Regions from separate parts of the Mus musculus genome. Here all the other regions are linked to region 1. The links are chromatin loops, found by intact Hi-C in ENCODE. Cell type or tissue: heart. All regions are shown on one strand. Each heading gives the region's core, and the rest is flanking DNA. Links, peaks and the distances in the headings are about the cores only.

Region 1 (7,618 bases), core at 2,162-6,161:
TGATAAGCCCACGGGATGCCTGGGAATTCTTCCAGGTCTTGTGAGCCCACTGTTTGCAATTTTCTACTGGGCATTTTGCAGTCACATTAGACCCAAAGGAGACAACCGGGAAACGTACTAGGAATGATGGGATTTTCCACTGCTGGAGGAGAACACTCGTCATTCAGAGACAGCCCTTTCTAGCTCTGTTTCTTTCTCTTTCTCTTTCTCTTTCTTGGGCATGGAAGGGTGGAAGATAAGGTCTCACTATGTAGCTTTGGCTGTCCTAGAACTTCCTACATAGACCAGGCTGGCCTTGAATTCATAGATATCTTCCTGCCTCTCTTCCCCCCAGAGCTAGGGTTAAAGGTGTGTGCTATCAAGCCCAGCACTAGTATCTTAAAGATAGCGAAAAGCAGTTTGTCTTAGTTAGGGTTTTACTGCTGTGAACAGACACCAAGACCAAGGCAAGTCTTATAATAAACAACATTTAATTGGGGCTGGCTTACAGGTTCAGAGGTTCAGTCCATTATCATCAAGGTGGGAGCATGGCAGTATCCAGGCAGGCATGGCGCAGGAGGAGCCGAGAGTTCTTTGTCTTCATCCAAAGGCTGCTAGTGGAAGACTGACCCAGGCAACTAGGGTGAGGATCTTATACCCACACCCGTAGTGATACACCCATTCCAAACAGGTCACACCTATTCCAACAAGGCCACACCTCCAGATGGTGCCACTCCCTGGTCCAAGGATATACAAACCATCACACAGTTGTATACAAACTCAATTTTAACTGAGATGATTTTTACCCCCAAAATTGGAGACCCAAGGAATCTGATGTCTTCATTGAAATTTGAACGTGACAATGCTCTTGTTTCTCTCCTTTGCCTGTATTAACCTCACAATGGGGACAAACAGCTTTGCAGAATAGACGTGGCATCCACGTTGGACACAAAGGGAGCCTGGAAGATACGGGGACTCCAGAAAGACCCAAATCCCTGCTTCTTTCAAATATAATCTCTCCTGAGTTTGAAGAATCTACTTTTAGAATCATATTTATAGAAGGAAATGTGTTTTAAGCAGATGTACACTGGAACACAATGCAAAATCTAAAACAGATCTGGAGGTATAGGGGGCTGACATGGAAACCTGAGAGTAGAAAGGAAGAAAAAATTTTAAATACGGTTTGAAATTTTCATCTGGTGTGGATGCGTGTAAAACCCCAAATTTGCAGTCTGGAGAGATGGCTCCATGTTCAAGAGTGCTCAATGTTCTGCCAGATAATAAGAGTTTGGTTCCCAGCACCCACTACTCCAGGGAATCTAACACCCTCCAGGCCCCCAAAGGGCACACACACAGTGTAAACAGACTTACACACGAAAATAAAAACAAACCTGACCAAGCCAGCTCAGTCAGTCAACTGGGTCTCCAGGGAGGGAGTGAGGATTGAAAAGAAAAAGCCAATTAGACAACGCTATAACATGGCTCCAACCACGCTGAGGCTGAAGTGGGTTTATTTTATTTTTTTTATATTTTATTTTATTTTATTCCAGTCTGATTTTATACCATTCTAGGTACATACAAAAAATATAGTCAGTCCTAAGACATAAACAGAGTAGCTAAGGAACAAGCAAGGCATAAACAAAGGTCCCACGATTACTGTACTCAGAGTCTTAACAAGACCCATCCAGATAAAAGGACATAGACCTCAGCAGGATTCATCTTGAGCCTACTTCCTTGTGCTATCCCGATGTCAAAATTCCTGCCAAATTCCTAGAAGGCAGCCCCAAAAGCTCTTCACACAAAGCTTTGAAAAAAATCTTTTGTATCAAACTTCGTTTATGAAACCTAACCCGTTCCCTCACGGGTTTATGGGTTGTGTCAGCCTCACATGGAGTCCCCCTTTAACCTCGCTTGCCCGCTGCCTTCCTTCAACCCTATCAAAAGCCGCGAGCTCCTCCTGGTGCCCAGCCAGTTCCTTGGGATGTGGGGTGCAGATGATTGGTCTGAAACTGGAGGCAAACTGAAGCCCAGGTCTTAGCAAAATAAAAGTTCATTTCTCACTCACATAAAATCCAAAACAAGGCTTTCTGGCTGCATGGCAAAAGAGGGGTGGAGATGGAGGAAGACCCTTACCCATACTGTCATTTGAAACTCTAAAGTGGGAGTCTCTAGGACTTTCTCTATGGGGCCTCTAAGATCATCCAGGATGCCCCTGCAGCTGCAAAGGGCGAAAGCCCAGAGAGCGTGCCATTACTTCAAGTCACATTCCACTGACAAGAATTACTCAGAGCCCCATCTGGTTGTAAGGGAGGGCTGGGCTTAGAAAAACAGGTTGAGATTTGTGTGTGTTGTCAGAAAGACAGTCTGCCATCTTTGCTATAGCAAAGTACAAAGGGAGAAAGAAATGAACCACACCCAGGACAGCGAGCAGGCTTGTCGTAGTTAGAAATCACGTCTCTGGGAGAGGAAAATAGGTAGACAAAGGCAGGTAGCTATTAGAGGAAGATTCGTGCCTACTAGTTAAGAATTTTACTTTGAGTTAGCCATGAATTAGACCTTGAAAGAAGCATCAGTCCCACGTGCCTTCCTAATAAGGAAATTCATGATTTTAAAAAGGAGCCGTGGCGTCACTAAGGACTCTTCATGAAACCCTCACAGCCTTTCCAGTTCCCGTCAGTCAGTGTGCGACTGCTGTGGTGGACTTTCAGAACATTGCTGGGGATGGTGGACTGCCATCCATGTTCATTCCTGCCTGTGAAGTTCTTGATTCTTCTCCTTTCTTCTGACCCTTACCATCTGTCTCTAAATTCCCCGGCACACCCCCTGATCCCTCACCCCACCCCCTACCCCACCCCTGCCGCCATGACTGCTGGGACTCATTTTGGCACAACAGTCGGCAACTCAGTGATTATCACCCATCTATTCAGTGCAGAGAAAATGTCATTTACTTCTCTAGGCCTGTATGACATTGCACCAACCATAAATTAATCTTCACCACACAGCACTCGAGGGTGACATTTTGACACCTTTTTTAACATGTCAAAAAAAATACAATTTCCTTTCAAATAAGTCAATACAAAAGATTTGTCACTGTTCTCCATGACAATTTATTACATCTTGATCAACATTCCCTATTTTTAGGGGGCCAAGCGGGGAGGAATCTTTGACTTTATAATAGGGATCAACGGGAAAAGGAAATTTGCTTCATAGAAATTCACATCTGCAGTCAACTTTAGTCTTTAATTCTTTTATTTAGTGTGTGTGTGTGTGTGTGTGTGTGTGTGTGTGTGTGTGTGTGTGTGTGATATAGCGCACGTGTGCAAGTCAGAGGACAACTTGCAAGGTTGCTTCCCTCCTTCTGGCTTGTGGGTTCTGAGCATTGAATTCGGGTTGTCCGGTTTGGAGATGAGTGCCTTCTCCTTCTGAGCCATAATCTTGCAGGCTCCACAGTCAACCTTCCGACACTTGCACTTGCTCCGTAATAGAGATGTAGGGGCTTCGTCCTTAAAATGTTTGTGGAGCAAACAGGAAGAACTTCTGAGTTTAGAACACATAAAAACACACATACACACACACTTGTACGCATAAGCCACATTTAAAAAAATAATTTAAAAACAACATAATAGTACATTCACTCTATCTACTGTTTTAATTTTCTGTAGATTTCAAAAATTTGATTTTTGGTCCCCCCATGCTGGAGAATCACTGTTGTTAGTGCGCCATCTAGTGGGTATGTTGCATGATTTAATTTTTTATTTTTTTTATTTTTTTTATTTTTTATTTTTTCCTTAGGCTTTGTTGGGGTAGAAGAGGCTTTCAACGATCCAATGAGCTCTCTTTGGAAGGACATGGGGATCAGACTGTTGTATAACACAGACAATGGCAAAATGTGGAATCATCCAAAAATTTACCAGCGAGCCACAGAAATCCTTACTTAGTCAATATAATTGAAGAATGAAAGATCAGAACAAGTCAACGTATTCGTTGGGTGATCATACAGAAGGCACAAATCACCTGCACACCAGCAGTTTACCTAAAGCCTAAATACGGTAAAATGTGTTTGACACTACACGTAAATTATAGTTAGCTTTATTCTTGATCTGAAAGGATACTTTTAGGTCCCCACAGATCTACTCTTTAAATAGATATGCTCTATGCTAAAGAACCAAGGTGTGTCTCTGAGCTTTCTGCTTGCTTAAAGTTAAAGTTAAAAGTGATGATCTTGTATTTGTCAAGGAGCAGGGTGTGAAGGACGGTGCGTTTGTCACTTTAATTGACCCTTTGCGGATCTATACCTATTTTCACACGCTCCTATATATTGACGTTTAGTACTGAATACTCAATAAAGACAGAGATAAATGAGAGCCATTTGTGCTGCTTAGTTATAGACTGGCCTTCAGAGCCCTGCTTTTCCATCGCTACGTAAAGGGGGAGGGGCTTCCTTCCGCAGCTCCGTGGTCTTTCACAGACAGTGTATGAGGGAAGGCACAGCGGCTGTATGCGAGGACAAAACCACAAAATCGTGCGCAGCGGCCATGTAAAGATAATATGGAGAACGGGCATAAGAATGGGTGGCCGCATGCTCGCCCAGACACAGAGCAGACACTGTGTCACTCTTACCATGACAGATGTTGCAATCATGATTATGAAGGAACCATTGTCACGTATGCAATTGTTGCAGGAGACTTGCCTTTAAGTAGACGCTGAGAAAGGGAGACCAGAACCTGTCACTCACATTCTTAATATGGGGGAGGGGAAACACTCTGATGCTTTGCCCCCTTTGATCTTGTCAGCAAACTGGCAGAGAGCCTTTGACAAGTGAAGTGTCTGGAGTTAAGTAAGACCCACTCCTGAGTAAGACCTAAGTGTCTGATTCCGAAGGCCCTGTTCACAGATGTGGCCGAAAGTACCTTAAAGCCATGTACCGGATGCACACACTGTGTGTGATTCTCAATGACACGCACTCAGGAGCCGGGGAGCCAAGCGGACTTTTCCTAGTTGCAGCAATGAAGCCATCAGGTGGGCAGAGCATCCACAGCAGTTAACCTGGACATGCTATCGATTGGGTCAGTAATGGCTGACCTGCTGATGTGGCAGAAGCCAGGCTTACAATCACTGGGGAAACATGATCTTTAAATGCTGAGGTAGATACATGCTTTGCCAGGGTTTTTAAAGGATGTAGATATCACCATTCGGGCATATTTACTCCTTCAGGTTTCCTCCCAATGACCAACATCCAGAATGTCTTATAACATGCATTACCGTACAGCAGTTTTAACCAATGTCCGTTACCAATGTCCGTTAGACCAAGATATCAGGTTAGTAATTTTACCTGACACGAGCGCTGTGCCATACAATGGCCCAAGTTTGAAGGTTGAGACCTCAAGGATAAAGTTCTCTGTTGTTATCATGTACAATTTATAAAGTGTGTTCATTTGTACTGCATGCTTTTCTAAGCTACATACTAGCTCAGCACCATGCTAAGCCACTGGCTTAAAAGATCATAAATAGCCCAGAATGCATTGATACATTGCAACCAGAGAATAATTGGGTAGAGTTTGTTGAAAGTATTCTGAAGATCAAATCCTTGCAAGTAGCCAGCTGCTCAAGTCTCTTCCTCCCTGGCCAAGCAGACGCCAACCCTGGGGCCAGGGATGGATTGTCTCTGGACTAAGCCCATCCAGTATTCTTGGGTGAAGATATGCAAAAACAACAACAACAATAAAAAAATCAAAACAAACAAAAAACCCTAAAACCAAACAACAAAAAACAAACAAGCAGAAAGTTTGCCTCCTGGTTAACATGGATAAAAGCAAAGAATAAACCCTTTGTCTTTCCTACTGTTTTGCCCAGGTCAAAGGTCCCATCTCTGGAGAGCACATCGGACATTTGTGACCCTGACTCAGAGAGCATGAGAGCAAAGGTCAGCTGCGGAAGGACAGGGGTCTCTCAACGGATGCTGACTCTGGGTTCCTCCCTGTGACAGAGAGGTCTATTTCCAGGAGTTGCTGATATTACGTTTTCCTGTTAACTTGAACTTCTTTATTAGATCAGACTATATATGAGATATACAGTATGGCCGTTTTTGTAAATCAAAAATTGTAAAGATAAGCAGTTTTATACGATCGCACCGATTTTTTTTTTTTGTATTGATGCAACATTCAAAACCATTTGACTTCTCCAGTGGTCCAAACCTCGTTGTCCAATACTGCCACCCGAAAACACTTAGAGAACATGGGGAGGCGAGGTGCGGGTGGGGGGAGCCAAAGGATCCTTGATGTGCAATCAATGGCATGCTGGTAAGTAAAATCGTGTAGGGGAGGGGCAACTCTGAGGGAGCAGGGCAACTCTGACTGGTCAATGTATGTGTAATGCTTCCTCCTCCTGTGTCCAAGTCAGTGTGTCCCCTCAAGGTCACTGAACAGAGTTAGACACACATGTTTGCTGTCATGACTGGCTCCTTAACCAGCTCCAGCACACCCCTCACTGCCTGTGCCAGGGCTGTGACACTATGCTACAGTGCGCGGAAGTCAGAGATGCTTTTAGAGGGTGATCAATTACTTGTTTCAACACTTATCATTCTTGAGGTTAGACAAAGCTACGAGGAAAGAAAGACACATAATTAGGAGTTGGGGAAACTGACAAGATACGTCTATCTTTTGATCTGTTTAGACCTTATAAGAAAGAGAAATCTCTGAGCAGAGTCAAGAGTCCCCAAACTTGAATTTAAGTGAGTTTTTCAAACTATCTCTTCTGTCACCTAACTCCATCAGTTGTCTCTAAGAGAGCAATTTTCACTGGTTATTGGCTTCTTAAGCAATGAAAGTTCTGTTGCAGCCAAAGATGAAGTATTTGTCTTCCACTTGGGGCCCAAGACCTATATAAATCGTCCCACACAGGGTTACAAATAACACAAATACACACACACACACACACACACACACACACACACACACACACACATCCTGCCCCTTCCTCCCATTCCCCTGCCTCCCCCTTCCACCACTGTATCCTTTTCCCTCCTTCCACTGTTCCTAGTTTTTAAACATTCCTTCAGTCTGTGCCCTGCTGTAAGTCACTCCCTAGTGTGTATAACGTTAGCTTTCTTGCTGTACCTTGACCTGAGAGAGTCCATTTTCTAAAACAGCATCTGGCTCCATTTTGAGTGCAGATGCAAAGGCGGGATGCACCTCATTGTGCATCTACCTAGAAGCCACCCTTCATCCAGCATCACTCACAAGGCTCAGAATGAAGAGGAGTGTATTCCTAGCAGTAAAATGTTTCCACATAGACGACACCAAAGTAGACTGGGAACATGTGAGCACATGAGTGTACTAAAAACACTTGAAAACAACAAAAACTAGGCCCAGGGCTAACTAAAAACACAAGACCAACAAAGGGTACAGCAGATGCCACGGCTGGACACAGCCCACTCAAGCTTCCATCTGTCCATCTGTCTATCCATCCATCCAGATTGGTCCTGCACTTCGCCTCCACATTCTGCAACCTATTTCTCTCTAGATCATCTCAATTTGCTGCCTGACACGACCCTGAGCTTGGCCATGGTCATGCGGTGGCTCTCCAGCTAGGCTATCATTTTATCTAAACATCTGCAGTGACACTCAGCATTGCCAACATC
Region 2 (7,618 bases), core at 2,201-6,200, 240 kb before region 1:
AAGGACCTGTAGCCACTGGGCCATCTCAGTGCACAAAGACTTATTTTCATTATTTTTAATCATGTGTGTGCATGTATGTCTTTGTGTAGGATGTGCATGTGAATATGTTGGAGGCCAGACATGTGAATCTCCAGGAGCTATTGCTACAGGTCGTTGTAAATTGTCTGATGTTCATGCTAGAATGGCTCAGGTCCTCTGCAAGGGCAGTATGAGTTCTAACTTTGGAACCAGATCTCCAGGCCCTGCTAATTTTAATCTAATGGACTGACAATACATTAGAACACCCGCCCATCAAGTCCGGTTAGATTTACTGACAATTACTTTTAGTCTGTTTACTACCTTTGGTTAAGTTTTGAGAATTGTTTTTTTAAAAATGTATAGGTTGTTTAACTTGCTACAAAGATTAGATCTTATGTCTGTTACGATAATTATCAACATTATATGTTCTGAGTTTTGTTGACACACACAACAGCATCGATTGTATAGGTATTTATAAATTCCTGTTACAGTTTTTAGCTAATTTCCAGGATTTTATAGCCACCTTTTTTTGTTTTTGTTTTTGTTTTCTTTGTTTGTTTGTTTGTTGTTGTTGTTGTTGTTGTTTTTTTTTTTTAGGCAGGGTTTCTCTGTGTAGCCCTGGCTTTCCTGGAACTCACTTTGTAGACCAGGCTGGCCTCGAACTCAGAAATCCGCCTGCCTCTGCCTCCCGAGTGCAGGAATTAAAGGCATGCGCCACCACGCCCGGCTCGAAAGCCACTTTTTAATAACCACAGTTTGGTGTCCTTTTTGCTCACAGGCCACAGTTTCTTACCTGAAAGTCAGTTGGAAAATGCAAAGCTATGGAGTCCTAAAAGTTCTGTTAGAGAACATGAGTGGGTTAGAGGTTGTTGATAATCTTAGTAGCTGTACTTCGTGTAACTAGAAATATTGATTACGGAACATTGCTCAACTGTCTGTTATTACAGAGTAGATAGTAAGTTGATTTTTCTAAATTCTAAAAACTTCAAGACTGCAAAACACCCATCTCCAGAGTCAAACTAAGAATGCTGACTGCACACATATCCTGGTTTTAGTCTCTCTTTATTTAGTCAGATAGAATTTTCAGTGTTGAATAAGTGGTATCTTGTGGAGTATTTTTTAATGGAAATACAGTGATCAAGTCTTAAAATTGGATGTATTGATGGTGAACATCAAGATTCGCCACCGAGATGGGAAGAGTCTCACTTTTCTAAAGTTAGTTTGTAAACAGAAACAGACTTTTCTTTTAAATGTTGACCCCTCATGTACCCCAGCGACCTCTTTCTACTTTGGCATCACACGACTTTGCACTGTGGGCCTCCGTTTTCACCCTCCTGGTGTGACCTTCAGCTTCTTCCACTGAAAGATAAGAATATTATTTTTCCATCCTTCGACTTTAGAGTTAGTTAAGTAAGGACCATGAGATGAGGGGTATGATGCGAGTGGGCCCGTTCTGAAGCTACAGCCTAAGGTGTCTTCTCGGGCACCCCTGCCACCACGAGAACGTTCTTTGGCTCATTGTTCTGAAGAAGCTGAGACACACGCAGAGTGGGGCCACTCCCGATGAAACTGGGCTAGAGCTGCCGGCCACCATCTCACCCACATGAACCCACCACACCTCAATTGTCTATTGCGCTGTGACTTTCTAGCAATCGCTAGGAGATGTAAACTCGCGATGGAGCGGTTGGATTTCCGAATTAAGCTTCACTCACACAATAAGCCTAAATTTCTAAAGTAATAAATGTTAACCATTATTTATAAATTTGGATGGAATCTCTGTACTTAATTGTTCCTCTAGAATTTTGGGGATTTACATTCAATGATCTCTGTAGGCTACTTTCAGTTTGCTCGGATGAGGACATTAGAGCCGTACCATCCTGACAAACCATACTGGCTGATTCACAGCAAAGCTCTTGCTGTCCTCCACACAATGAGGAAAAGGTAAGGAGCTTGGGAGTGGAACTTGATTGGACTTAAGGAGTTGTCCCTAACTCTGGGGTTGGATGCGGTCTGTGTGCTCAGTGTTAGACTGTGAAATGATTGTTCTGATAAAGCATAAATAAAAAGAATGGTTCTACAAAAATAAAACCCCAAAGCTGGAAATCGCATGTTATTTTTTCATAGTCTGCTGTAGAACAAAGTACTTATCTTGTGATGAACACAAAGTGAATCATGGGGTTGTTTTTGTTGTTGGTTTTTTTGGTTTTGGTTTTTGTTTTTTGTTTGTTTGTTTATTTGTTCATTTTGTTTTCGAGACAGGATTTCTCTGTGTATCCCTGGCTGTCCAGGAACTCACTCTGTAGACCAGGCTGTCCTTGAACTCAGAGATCTGCCTGCCTCTGCCTCCCAAGTGCTGGGATTAAAGGCATGTGCCACCACGCCTGGTGTGAGTCTTGTTTTAAGACTTGGAGTCCTTCTAGACTTACAGTGTAAAATTGTGGTCAAGATGAGCTTTGAACTGAGTGACTTCTACTATCCTTTATATTTCCCCCCCCCCCCCCCAGTTATGTCCCTCGCTTGTTAGGCTGTGTTAGTAAGTAGATTCATTGGGTCTAGTGTGATGTTACATGTAGCAGCATGCACATTCCATATTCTGTTCTTGATTAGACTTTTAACAATATCAACTGGAATATATACATTTAAACACCTATGACTCTAATTTGGGCTGAAGAGAAGGTTTAGCAACAGCTTTTGCAGAGCAAGAGGATTTGATTCTCAGCACCCACATGGTAGTTCACAACCATCCATAGCTACAGTTCCAGGGGATCTGACATTCTCTTCTGATGTTCTCGGGCACCAGGTGCACATATGTGCAAGCAAGCAAAGCATTCACACACATAACACTTAAAAAATTATATAGCTTTAGAATGTATCTCTTAGTAGACTAAAACACGCTTGACACTCCCATGTTAGCTCCCATTGAGGACATGGCCTGTTGACTGCATCTCAGGGATGCCCAGCATCACACAGCACAATACCAAAGCACGTCATTACCTGTGTTTCTAATACTATAGGTTACTTTGCTGTGTCTTAAATATTTTAAAGTATTTAAATGAATTTTAAACATTTAGCATTTTAAATAAATGTAAGAAACATATGTTTATACATACATTTTAAATATGTAAGATCACCACAGACACACATGCATATACACACACAGACACACAGACACACAGACACAGACACACACACATATATATATAATATATATATATTATATTATATATATATGTATATATATATATGCTTTTTAATAATATCCTTGGCTTCAGTGTGTAGTAGCACACCCAGGTGTATAGTTTTCATCCTCTATTAATAGTGTTGAGTGACCAGAACCCCCCTCGCTCTATTGTTGATGGACATTTGATTCGTTTCCAGAGTCATGACGCACCGTCAAGGGTGAAAGTCTCTTGCTGCCCCTTTGAGAGCCAGCTCATGGTTTTATTAGTGTAATGCTTATTTAGCCTTCTGGTCTGGGCTGGCTCCTCAAGATCTTTTATCTTCGCTAAGTCCTTGTACTTCCTTCCCCATTATGCACCCTCCAAGCTTAAGTTGGAAACCTGGTTCATTCACGTTTACTTGGTGAAGATGGGTTTGCTGGCCTCAGGTATATAAAGTCAGGAAGATAAAGCCTGAAGCTGTCAAGGAGTAAAAGCCAGCACACGTGTTTCCTTGAAGATAACGAAATTGCTTTCAAACAGTGGTGTGTGGTGCTATTAAGTGTTGATATTTTTGTTTATGTTCTGACTACACTGTGGACAGTGAGTTGCAATCGAGGAAACTAGAGTTCGGGAGCAGCTCTTCAGAGCAGGCATGTAAGAGGCATTCATGTCAGAGACTGCTGGGGTGGGGCTTGGCCTGGACTGAAGACTAAGAACAAGAAACTAACTCTTTCAAGATGAAAGAGTCTTATCCTGTCTTCTAATGAAAAAATAATAGAAACGAGCACATTTCTAACTAGAGCAAAGTAATAGCTATAACCTTTCAAGTTTCTGACTTCTCATAAATTGAACCTCAACACTGACCTAATTGGTCTTTTAATCACTAATGGCGGATTCACACACTTCCCCAGAGGCCAGCTATCTGTTGTATAGAAATACTTTAAAGAGCTGGCCCCTCTATCATGACAATGGGTGAGCCGTCCCTGCCCCTCACCAGCTGTGGCACTCTGGGGTGTAGTCCTTACACCTTGCCTGGGCAGCACAGTAGAACTGGTCATGGGAGAGGAGGCCCAGGTAAGCCAGCCCCCATGGGACTGAGCCGGGGAGAGCTGGCTTGCCACTCCTCCCTTGCCACCTGTGATACTGGGGAGAACTAACTATTCCAGCCCCTCATTGGTTGTAGCACTTGGGAGAGCAGGCCCCACACCTCGCTGGGGCAGCACAGAGGAGCTGGCTCTCGTGGTGAAAGCACAGCTGGGCCAACCCAAGGATGTGCGAGTGGGACAACTGGCCCAGCCCCTCACTGGCTGCAGCACTTGGGAGAGTGGGCCCTGCGCCTTTCCTGGATAGCACAGTGGAGGTGGCTCTGGAGGCATGGGTGCAGGCAAGCCAGCCCTGAGGACAGGAGAACAGAACAGGAGAGCTGACCTTGTCTCTGGCCTACAAGGTATTAGGTGACCTAGCCAGAGCAGTGCTAAAGAGCTCCCCCTGGTGGCACAGGTAAGGGACAGCCCGTAGGCTGACCAGCGTGGGCTGACCAGCTCAGCTACCATCCAGGCCCTAATCCCAGGCTTTGAGTTGACCCACCTCAATATCTACTCATCTGTGAACTTTTGGGACACGTGAACGGGTTGGGTCCTGCTGATCCCAAGCTGCCGATCTTCATGACACAGAGCAACAACAGGATAACCAGGAGACATCCTGGTGATGATCCAGTATTGAGAGTGTGGCCGAAGAAGCCAGAGCCCTTGAGCCAAACCAGTGACTCACTGTAATAAACATTTGGAAGTGAAGATGTGTGGACAGAGGGGTACACTGTGGGACACACACTGTGGCACACTATAGCTTCTACAACGAGATGTTTTCTATGCTTTCGTTTTTTTGTTTGTGTGTGTGTGTGTGCATGTGCGTGTGTGTGTGTGTGCGTGTGTGTGTGTGTGTGTGTGTGTGTGTGTGTGTTTATTTTTGGGGGGGTTGCAAGGGTAGATGTCAGATACAAGGGTCCTAGGAGATGGGTGGGGCTGGGTTTATGATGTGAAACTCACAAAGAATCAATAAAACAGAAAAGGGGGGTACTTTAAGCCAGGCAGCCTGCACCCAAAGCATTAAGGGTTTTAAACACAATCTGGGCTTCTGACAGCCCAGTCAGTGAACTACTAGCCATGGAAGCATGAAGACCCCTGGAAGCTGTGTACACAAAATGAAAACAAGATGAAACCAGGCAGGTGTGATCCCAGCAGTGAGGAGGCAAAGACAGTGGATCCCTCTTGCTCTCTGGCCAACTACACAGGCTTTCTTGGTTCAGTGAGTTGAGGCCAGTGAGAACCTCTGTCTCAAAGGAAAAGGTAGATGACACAAGGTTAGCTTCTATTTCCACATGTATGCACATGAACATGTATACACACACAGACACACACAGAAACACAGAGATGCACATACACAGATAGATAAACACAGACATACACAGACACACATAGACACACACAGACACATACAGAGACACAGAGACACACACAGACAGACACAGATACACCAAGCTACACACACAGACACACAGAGACAGAGATACACACATATATATACAAAGACATACAGAGACATACACAGATACACACATATACACACAGAGAGACAAAGAGATACACGTACACACAGAGATATACACACATATACACAGAGACACGCACTAACACACACAGAAATACACACACATATACAGAGACACACAGATACACAAACATACACAGACAGACACACAGAGACACACATATCAACACACACTGATATAGACACACATATACACACATGTAGACACACAGAGAAATACACACACAGACACATGCTCAGAAACACACATACACACCAATACACAGACACACACATATCAACACACACTGATATAGACACACATACACACATATCCACACATGTAGACACACAGAGAAATACACACACAGACACATGCTCAGAAACACACAGACACACATATCCACACACACAAACAAACATACACACACACAGAGACACACATATATTCAGTTCAACTATAATTTGAGAGCAATAAAGGTGTGTGTGATGTTGAAATGAGTAACAGAGTTAGTTCCAATAGTCCACCTAGGAAAATAACCTCTTTTAGTGAAAGCTATATCATAAAAAACTAATCCCAGAAATGTTTTTGAAACTAAGGAGCCCCTGTCCCCCATCCTTGCTCCCTTTCCCCCCAACCTTCTCCTAGCTAACTTTCAAAGTTGGGGTATTTGTAGTGGCAGGAGAGAGATTGAGAAGAGTCTCCGAGAAGACAACCTGCCAGGCATGCTGGTGTGGGGAGGAAAGCCACACTGAGGTTTGGGCTTTTCAATGAATGGCCTTGTTTGTGTCCTCTGGGTCACATGAAGCAGAAGAGGCTGGCTGCACCCTGCTACACGAAGCCAAGGAAATGCCAGAGGCCCTCGGAGCTGGGTGCTGCAGTGAAGCTGACTCGGTCAGTTCTCACAGTCCTCACAGGTCTGGTATGGCAACTGCAGGCCATGGGCTGTTTGAAAATGGAGCGTTCTCCAAGCCTCCGAAACATACACCATGCTCACGAAGTTATCTCCAGTGCCCCAAGAAGGTAGCTGGTTGGCAAACTGTTTATGGCCTGGTATCAAGACTTCGCTTACTCACTAAGACAATTAGGTAAGATGCTAAACTGTAGACTCAGAAGCAAGTGGTGCTGGCTGGCCTGGGCGGGAAAGAAATGCAGAGTCTCCCCCGAGGGCAATGGGCAGGTACAGGGGTTGGGGGAGAGCAATGGGCAGGTATGGGGGGGGAGCAATGGGCAGCAGGTACAGGGGCGGTTGGGAAATCCAGAGGCAGAGGCTGAGGAAGGGAAGGGAAGGGAAGGGAAGGGAAGGGAAGGGAAGGGAAGGGAAGGGAAGGGAAGGGAAGGGAAGGGAAGGGAAGGGAAGGGAAGGGAAGGGAAGGGAAGAAGGGAAGGGAAGAAGGGAAGGGAAGAAGGGAAGGGAAGAAGGGAAGGGAAGGGAAGGGAAGAAGGGAAGGGAAGGAAAGGGAAGGGAAGGGAAGGGAAGGGAAGGGAAGGGAAGGGAAGGGAAGGGAAGGGAAGGGAAGAAGGGAAGAAGGGAAGAAGGGAAGAAGGGAAGGGAAGGGAAGGGAGGGGAAGGGAAGGGAAGAAGGGAAGGGAAGAAGGGAAGGGAAGAAGGGAAGGGAAGGGAAGGGAAGGGAAGAAGGGAAGGGAAGGGAAGGGAAGGGAAGGGAAGGGAAGGGAAGAAGGGAAGAAGGGAAGAAGGGAAGAAGGGAAGGGAAGGGAAGGGAAGGGAAGGGAAGGGAAGGGAAGGGAAGAAGGGAAGGGAAGGGAAGGGAAGTACATATTGGACCAGAGACATGCATGTAAAAGCTGTTTGATTTCCTCGGGTGAATATTGTCGGGATTAAAGAACCAAT
Region 3 (7,618 bases), core at 2,201-6,200, 220 kb before region 1:
TTGAAGATGCTTTCTGCGCCTTTTAGCTAGGTTTCTTCTTCTTCTTTTTATTCCTAGCATTCATAGATCTGATCTTTTTCATACTGTCTCAGATTTCTTGAGTGTCTGATTTTTTTTTTTAATTTAAAATTTTCTTTGACTGGTGTGATGGTTTGTATATGCTTGGCCCAGGGAGTGGTACTATTAGAAGGTGCAGCCTTGTTGGAACAGGTGTGTCACTGTGGGTGTGGACTTTAAGACCTTCATCTTAGCTTCCTGGAAGCCAGTATTTTGCTAGCAGCCTTCAGATGAAGATGTAGAACTCTCAGTTTCTCCCGCATCATGCCTGCTTGGATGCTGCCATGTTCTCCACTTGATGATAATGGACTGAACCTCTGAACCTGTACCCCAGCCCCAATTAAATGTTATTTTTATAAGAGTTGCCTTGGTCATGGTGTCTGTTCACAGTGATAAAACCCTAACTAAGATAACTGGTATCCATTAATCCTAACTTGTCTTCTATGCTTAACCTTCTTTTACAGCTTTTAAATTTTGTTGGTGAGGCTTTCCTCTAAGTTTTTTTCCTTCCTGGAGTTTTCATTTCCAATTTCCCCTCGGCTTGGTTTCCTTCAGTGATTCTATTTCCGCTTCCATGCCTTGAGTTGCTTCCTTCATTTTATTCCAGTATTTGTTGAGCATATTCATAATAGGTATTTTGAAGTTCTTATCTTATGCTTCAGTTTTATTACATTTCTTGGGTCTCCATTAATAGGGCTTCTGGGTTCTAGGGGAGACACGTTGTCCTGGCTGTTATTGATTGTGTTTTTATGCTGGTGTCTAGGCATCTCAGTTTGGGATGATTGTAATTCTGGAGACATATATTTTTTCTTGACTTCACTAGTTAGGTGTTCTATGCTTTGGTTCCTGTTGCTGTCCCTGAATCTTAGGGGAAAATGTGGGTATGGATTGCCTTGTATGGAGTACAAGTCCCTGCCCGGTATGGGCACTGGGGATCGGGGTAGAACATGTTTCTAGGTATCAGTGGATTGATGTGAAGGATTGAGGACACACTAGGAGGGGGACAAGGTCCACAGGAAGGAGGAAAACTGTTTCTGCCAGGGAGGGGAGTCAGAGAGGGATGCCAGGTCTGTGCAGGTGATCTCCTACAGAGCTAGTGACACTGGGGAATCTGCAGTGGAGAACAGGGAGGAGAGTGAACATCTCCTACCTGATACCCAGGCCAGCGTGGCCAGAGGGTTCCCAGGTAGTGCATGCCCTCTGGCATTGGCAGCTGACACAAAGGGATGAGGCAAGGGAGGAAGGCTGGGTCCCTCAAAGGTCTGCAGTGTCCCCAAGGAATACTGGTGGTTTTGATAAGGTATTACAATCAGGTGTGGATTGATGAACAAGAAACTACCAGATAAGTTTCACCTTCTGGAAGTGTACAAACACTTTATCCTGCATTTTGGAATTAAACAGAACTCGAAAGCATGACACAAAACAATCGTGTAAAATATATGGCACGTGTTATCCAAAATGATAACTATTATGTTGGACTCAATGTTGTTCTTATTTGGGGGGGGGGCTTTTTTTGTGGTTTGCTTTTATGTTTGGTGTTTGTTTGTTTGTTTGGTTGGTTGGTTGGTTGGTTGGTTTTTCGAGACAGGATTTCTCTGTATAGCCTTGGAACTCACCCTGTAGACCAGGTTGGCCTCAAACTCAGAAATCCGCCTGCCTCTGCATCCCGAGTGCTGGGATTAAAGATGTGCGCCACCACTGCCCAGCTCAATGTTGTCGTTTTTTTAACAGAGCCCACTTAATCTATATCTTTATGCTCTTGCTTATACAAGACCTATGTGGATATCCTCTAAGAATCTTTCTTCAGGGTTAAAGTTAAAAGTGCTTCGCATCCTTGCCGAGGACCCATATACAGTACTCAGCATCCACAGGGTGGCTTACAATCATCAGTAATTTCAGTTCGGGGGTGGGGGTGGGGATCTGACGGTGTCTTCTGTGTCTTCTTGCCTTTTCAGATACCAGGCATATAAATAGTACATAGGCACACTTGCAGATGAAATGCACACACATATTAAACAGATAGATAGATAGATAGATAGATAGATAGATAGATAGATAGATAGATAGAAAGGAGAAGACATAGATGTAAAACAAAACCCTGCCTCTACAGTGTTAGAAAAATAGATCCAATATAGCTTATGCTGCTCCCTCCACCCTCTTCTCCCCTCCCCCACCCAGCCCCTTAGAGTGAGTTGATAATATTTTATTGGTCTGCTCCTCTAGAGGTGGCTGGAACCTAGTGTCTCAGTGTTCACAAATATGATACATAGAGATGCCACTCTGTAGAGTGGAAGCCAGCCCGGTCACATGGAAAGGATTCACTGGGAAGTAGCGTGGGTACCTGTATGAACAGGAAGCCAGAAGAGAAAAACTGATCAGTAATACTGTAAAACTTGTGACATCATCAGTGACAGCTTGAGAAAATGAGTATGACACCTCTGGGTACTGATAAGAGTCACAGAAGCTCCCAGTTCCCTTGATCAGCCCCTTGTCCCATCTTGACAGCTGAGTGAATCAAGACCTACAAGCACTTAGGCCAGACAAACGTCCTGATTTTCTGTTCTATGAGCTCTTCTCAATGTATTCGCAAGTGCTTCCAAATGTTTGGGTTGTCGTCCACCTCTGCCATTCCTTAGGAAATAGAAGGAAATATGGAATACTGTCGGTTATTATTTTTTTTCTGTCAGATTTTCTCTGTATGGTAGATTATTTAAACCACTGAAACTTCCCCTCTCATTCTCTTCATTCATATAATGTGACATGGCAGATCACCTCCTTCAATGAGAGTTAGTCTGTATCCCTACACTTTGAATATGTGTTGGTCACATGGCTCATTTTGACCAATAGGACATTAGTAACTGGATATAAGCAGAGGCTTGCAAAGCATTTGTATATCAGCGCTCACCGTCTCGCTGAGTTTGGAGCAGCACCAAGACACACCATAGGAGAACAACCCATGTTAAGTTGTTGAAGGTGTCTGATGACTGGGGTTGGGTGGTGAATACTAGCCAGTGACCACTAGACATTAGATGTGGATAGAGCCATCCAGGGTCATAAAGTCACCATCAAAATCAATAGTTTACCGCAGAGCCCCTGAAGCACTCAGGGAGGATCAGAAATGAACTTGCCCATGTCAAGACAGTAATCCAACTGACTCATAGAACTGTAAGCTAAGTCATGAGGATTAAAATAAAGGCTCTCCCACAAGGCTGCCCATCCACCACTGGGTGATAAATCACACACACCCCCAGGGTTTGCAGCTTACAACAATCAATACTATCCCCTCTTTTTCCAATATAGGGATCTAAGCACGTGGTTGCTTTAGGCTCAAGTTCCATAAGGCTGAAGTCAAGATGGCTGACGTTACAGCCGTTTCAATACTTCGGCAGGCCTCAGGTCTCTGCCGACTGTCTGTCTGATGGAGGTATCATTTTTCTTGCCACATGCGTCTCTCCAAAAAAATTTTTTTATAACACGGCAGCGTGCTTCCCAGAGCAGAAGCAACTGGGAGAGTTCCCAGAAGGTGCAATCTTTTTATAACTGACTCATAGAAGTAATACCTTCTCGTTTGCACCGAAGCTATTAAAAGCTACTAAAAGTGGGTCACGAAATCTAGGCCCTGAACAAGGTGAGGGAGGCACAGAGGGTGTGGTGACAGAAGAAAGTGTCAGTCTTTAAGGCTGACTATACACACACTCAGAAAAAACCCTGCTTTTTCTCTAGAAGTTGCCACAATACCAACTTGTTATCCTGAGGTTTGTCACATGTTGCTCAACACCAGACAACCAGGACACCCAACAAAGGAAAAACATGGCAAGAAATAGTCTGAAAATTGCAGTTATTTTTTCATCAAACCAACCATATTTAACACACATTTAAATATAGACTATGTAGAATGTAGAAAGAACATTGAAACATTATAGTGAGAAATAAAATTAAGCAGAGCTAATCTTTTAGATAGATTAAGAGAGAGAGATATGGGTGGGTGGATGGATAGATAGATGGATAGATAGATAGATAGATAGATAGATAGATAGATAGATAGATAGAGATATATACTTGTGTATTTTCATATGTATGACTGCTTCGCCTGCATGTATATATACTGTGGGTTTGTCAGGTTCTTAAGGAGGCCAGAAGAGGTCATCAGATTCCTTGGAATAACCAGGGATTGTGTTTGGTAGGAATGAAACCTAGTCCTCTGCAAAAGCATTCAGTGCTGTTATGCACTAAGCCATCCTTAGATCTAGTCTTACATGTTGTAATAGAAAATTCTAAGTATATCTTCAAAGAACACAGGTAGCTTTTGCACATTTTTAAATCACAGCCATGACACAATCTGTGTGGGGAGGAGGTGGGTGTATGTGTGTTTGGTGTCCCTTCAGGTGTCACAGCCAGCAGTGAAATGACCTGGGAAGAGGTGAAAAATGAAAATTCAGCTCGTCTTAGACTGGACCAAACTTTAGGAGTCTCACACCAGGCAATTTATTGCCAGCATATAGGGTATAGATTGGGGGAAGAAAAAAAAAAGCTTTCTGGTGTAATACAAACCCCTGTGCACAAGGAGGCGTAATTACATCAAAACTCAACTCAAAGACCATGTCATTTCTTCCAAGAAGATGGGCTCTAGAGATTTGGGCCTTAAAGCCTAAGGACAGATCTGTCATGGTCTCATTCGTACAGATAGCGTCAAGGTGGCTATTAGCCACCTCTGGTCCTGGTTGTGGGAGCTTGGGGGAGCCTCTGGCTATACAGATAAGGGTTGTTTAGACTGTTAGAGAGCCCCTACACTGTAATGTGAGGATCATTTAGATTTCAAGCTAATTGTGGTTCTGGTTGTGAGAGCCTGGTACGGCCAGGCCCAATTGATAACACAGCTCACCAGGCTGTTAATTGCCTGCAAATGCCCAGCCTTCTTGATGGAAGAATAGGTTTTACATTCTTTCCTGTTTAGAAGACAATTCCGAGAGTTTAGCATTTCTGGTTCCTCTGGGGGTCTGGGGGCATAAGGACCTTCATGTTCCCAACAAATTAGGGCCATAGCTTGGGAGTATCACCAATGTGGTATATGTGTAGGGTGGAGAGGATGTGGGAGAACAGACAGAAAGAGCTCAAATGTAGTTACAGATGCTAGCTCCTGTTGCTGCTCTGCTCCTGGCTGTAGTGGAGATGTTGGTTTCTTTAATCACAGAAATCTTACAGGAATGTTTTTGTTTGAGTGCCCGGTGTGGGATATGGGGCGGCTTTCGAGTGTCCACAGCAGCTGACTGTGATTTGCCCCATGTTCTGGTGGGGGCATGATGCTGCCAGTCACAGATAATTCCTGAAAATGTATGACCTTTGGAATTCTCGGGACTCTTGAGAGGGTATAAAAATGCTAGAGCCCCGAGAGAGGTGGTGGCTGGTGCTGCTGTCGCTGCTGCCCCTGCCCCTGCCCTGCCCCTGTTGCCCCTGCCCCCACCCTTTTCCCCTCCACACCCCACCCCCACTCCTGCCACTGCTCCCACTGATGGCTGGTTGCTGATTGCAGATTGCTGCTTGGAGATATCCTGCTAAGAGGAATCAACAGTGCCCTCAAGGAACTCAAGGACACTAATCAGCAGGAAGTAGCCTGTGAAGATCAATGCCCCCCCCCCTTGTTCTCCTCTATCCGTCTTTCTCTCTTACCCAGTGTTAGGGGGTAGGAAGGGATTGGGGTGGAGAAGGATATTAAGAAAAGGAACCCATTAAGTAACCAAAAGTCTGCCTACACCTTGCCAATAATGTGACCTTAAAAGCAACTAGCAACTGTGCTGTAGCCTCATTACCTACAAAAAAAAAAAGTGAGGTTGAGATTATGACTCCCAACATGCTTTGCAGAACCTTAGAAACGGAACCATTTAACTTTCTGGGTTTCTGTGAAATAATTTTAAACATTTAAGAGGTTGGGCTATTGAAGGAGCAAAAATGTCCTCTGGTTGTCGATCAAGGACAAACTCCTCTTTTTATCCCACCATCTTCCAATGTAGAAATCCTTCCTGTAAAATAATTGACAAACGTCCTCAAGTCTCTGCTTCACTATCTCTGTGAAAACTCGGTCTTTCGGAAGAGGGCCATGCACTCCGTTCCTGGGTAGCTATAGCACTGCTTTCGTTTTGCTTTTATGTTGAGGCAACGTTTTCTCATTTTCAAATCTCCATCCTCTGTGATGATGTGTGAGTTAGACATGAGCCTGGTTCTTTTTCTTTTCTTTCTTTCTTTTTTTTTCTTTTTTGGTGTTTTGAGACAGGATTTCTCTGTGTAGCCCTGGCTGTCCTGGAACTCACTCTGTAGACCAGGCTGGCCTCGAACTCAGAAATCCACCTGCCTCTGCCTCCCAAGTGCTGGGATTAAAGGCGTATGCCACCACGCCCGGCTGAGCCTGCCCGGTTCCTTTACGCCAAACAATGTGAAGTGCCAGAGGATGTGAGTTTTGTGCCTGTCACTATTGTGTGAATCTTCAAACCCTGCTGCGGCAGCACTTGTTTCCTGTGCAGTTTGAGTAGTTTTGGCCCCCATAGATTTCTGTGTTTCAGTGCTTGTCCATAGGAAGTAGCACTTTTAGGAGCTGTGGCCTCGTCGGAGTAGGTGTGGCCTCATCAGAGTAGGTGTGGCCTCGTCGGAGTAGGTGTGGCCTTGTTGGAGGAAGTGCGTCACAGCTTTGAGATCTCCTATGCGCAAGCTCCACCCAGTGTGGAATCAGAACCTCCTCCCAGCTGCCTTAGGATCAAGAAGTAGAACTCTCAGCTCCTCCAACACCATGTCTGACTGCGTGCTTCCGTACTTCCCACCATGATAATAATAGAAGCTCTGAAACTGTAAGCCAGTCCCAATGAAATGAGTTGTCTTGGTTGTGGTGTCTCTTCACAGCAATAAAATTCCCAGCTAAGACAGTTCCCTCTTTGCAGTCCATGTGACTCTTGGTTGTTGACTAGGAACATGGCTCAGAATCTCTCTTCAGGATCAGAATATGTGCTTCTCCGTTATGCAAGCTCCAAAGAAGAGGCTCAAGGAACAAGCAAGTTTACTGGGCTTCAGACCCCTCACCTGTAGAAACCGCATTTGAGCTAAACTTGCCAAAGAAATGGGTGTGACCTCTGGATTGGGCATGGCGGGAGAGGCTGCAAGTGCCCCTTGGCTCCTGAATTCTTCAGGTTGTATGCAACAAGCTCTTCTCAACAACTCCCAGAACTGCATACAATTAAAGTCAGACTGTTTGGCGCTGCGCTGTGAGTTTCAAAATGTTTGCTGCCTCTACTAATACCACCCCCCTTTCAATGTTATCAGAGAGTCAAGAAGCAGTTCAAGTCCCTGCCCCTGCAATCTAAACTCACTGTGTATTATGGCTAAGATCTGAAATGGCCTCCAAAGCTTATACATTGAAGTCTTGGCACCACTGCGTCAGCGTTCAGCTGGGGGCCTTTGAAAGCCATAGATAAGTTCATCAATGGACATAACCACTGATGGATTTGTTGAGTTAACAGGCTACTGGTCAGGAATGTAAACTTAAGAAAACAGAGCATAGCTGAGAGATATAGGTCAT

The links. A loop is a pair of places that touch in the nucleus more often than their neighbours do. Peaks named below come from ENCODE experiments on the same cell type or tissue, not always from the same donor. Only the 100,000 strongest peaks of a DNase experiment are listed, where the experiment ranks them.
Region 2: a loop joins it to region 1, with 3 times the contacts of the local background. A loop is called at or near these places in 3 of 42 quality-filtered maps.
Region 3: a loop joins it to region 1, with 7 times the contacts of the local background. A loop is called at or near these places in 12 of 42 quality-filtered maps.

What each region holds. Positions count from the first base shown.
Region 1 is chr15:97,184,337-97,191,954 of GRCm38, forward strand. Gm33253 (a long non-coding RNA gene) reads left to right here. Exons shown (of 4, transcript XR_003951518.1): 3 at 3,772-4,028; 4 at 5,833-6,202. Gm33205 (a long non-coding RNA gene) reads right to left here. Exons shown (of 4, transcript XR_875636.1): 4 at 3,079-3,482. Among named protein-coding and RNA genes, the nearest start is that of Gm33253, 5.1 kb to the left of the region's middle. In heart, for the core only: a CTCF peak has its summit at 3,677 (motif pointing left); no DNase peak of the experiment used is centred there; H3K27ac peaks cover 110 bases.
Region 2 is chr15:96,944,000-96,951,617 of GRCm38, forward strand. No RefSeq gene overlaps it. Among named protein-coding and RNA genes, the nearest start is that of Gm32840, 96 kb to the right of the region's middle. In heart, for the core only: a CTCF peak has its summit at 4,673 (motif pointing left); no DNase peak of the experiment used is centred there; H3K27ac peaks cover 244 bases.
Region 3 is chr15:96,965,374-96,972,991 of GRCm38, forward strand. No RefSeq gene overlaps it. Among named protein-coding and RNA genes, the nearest start is that of Gm32840, 75 kb to the right of the region's middle. In heart, for the core only: a CTCF peak has its summit at 4,617; no DNase peak of the experiment used is centred there; H3K27ac peaks cover 1,309 bases.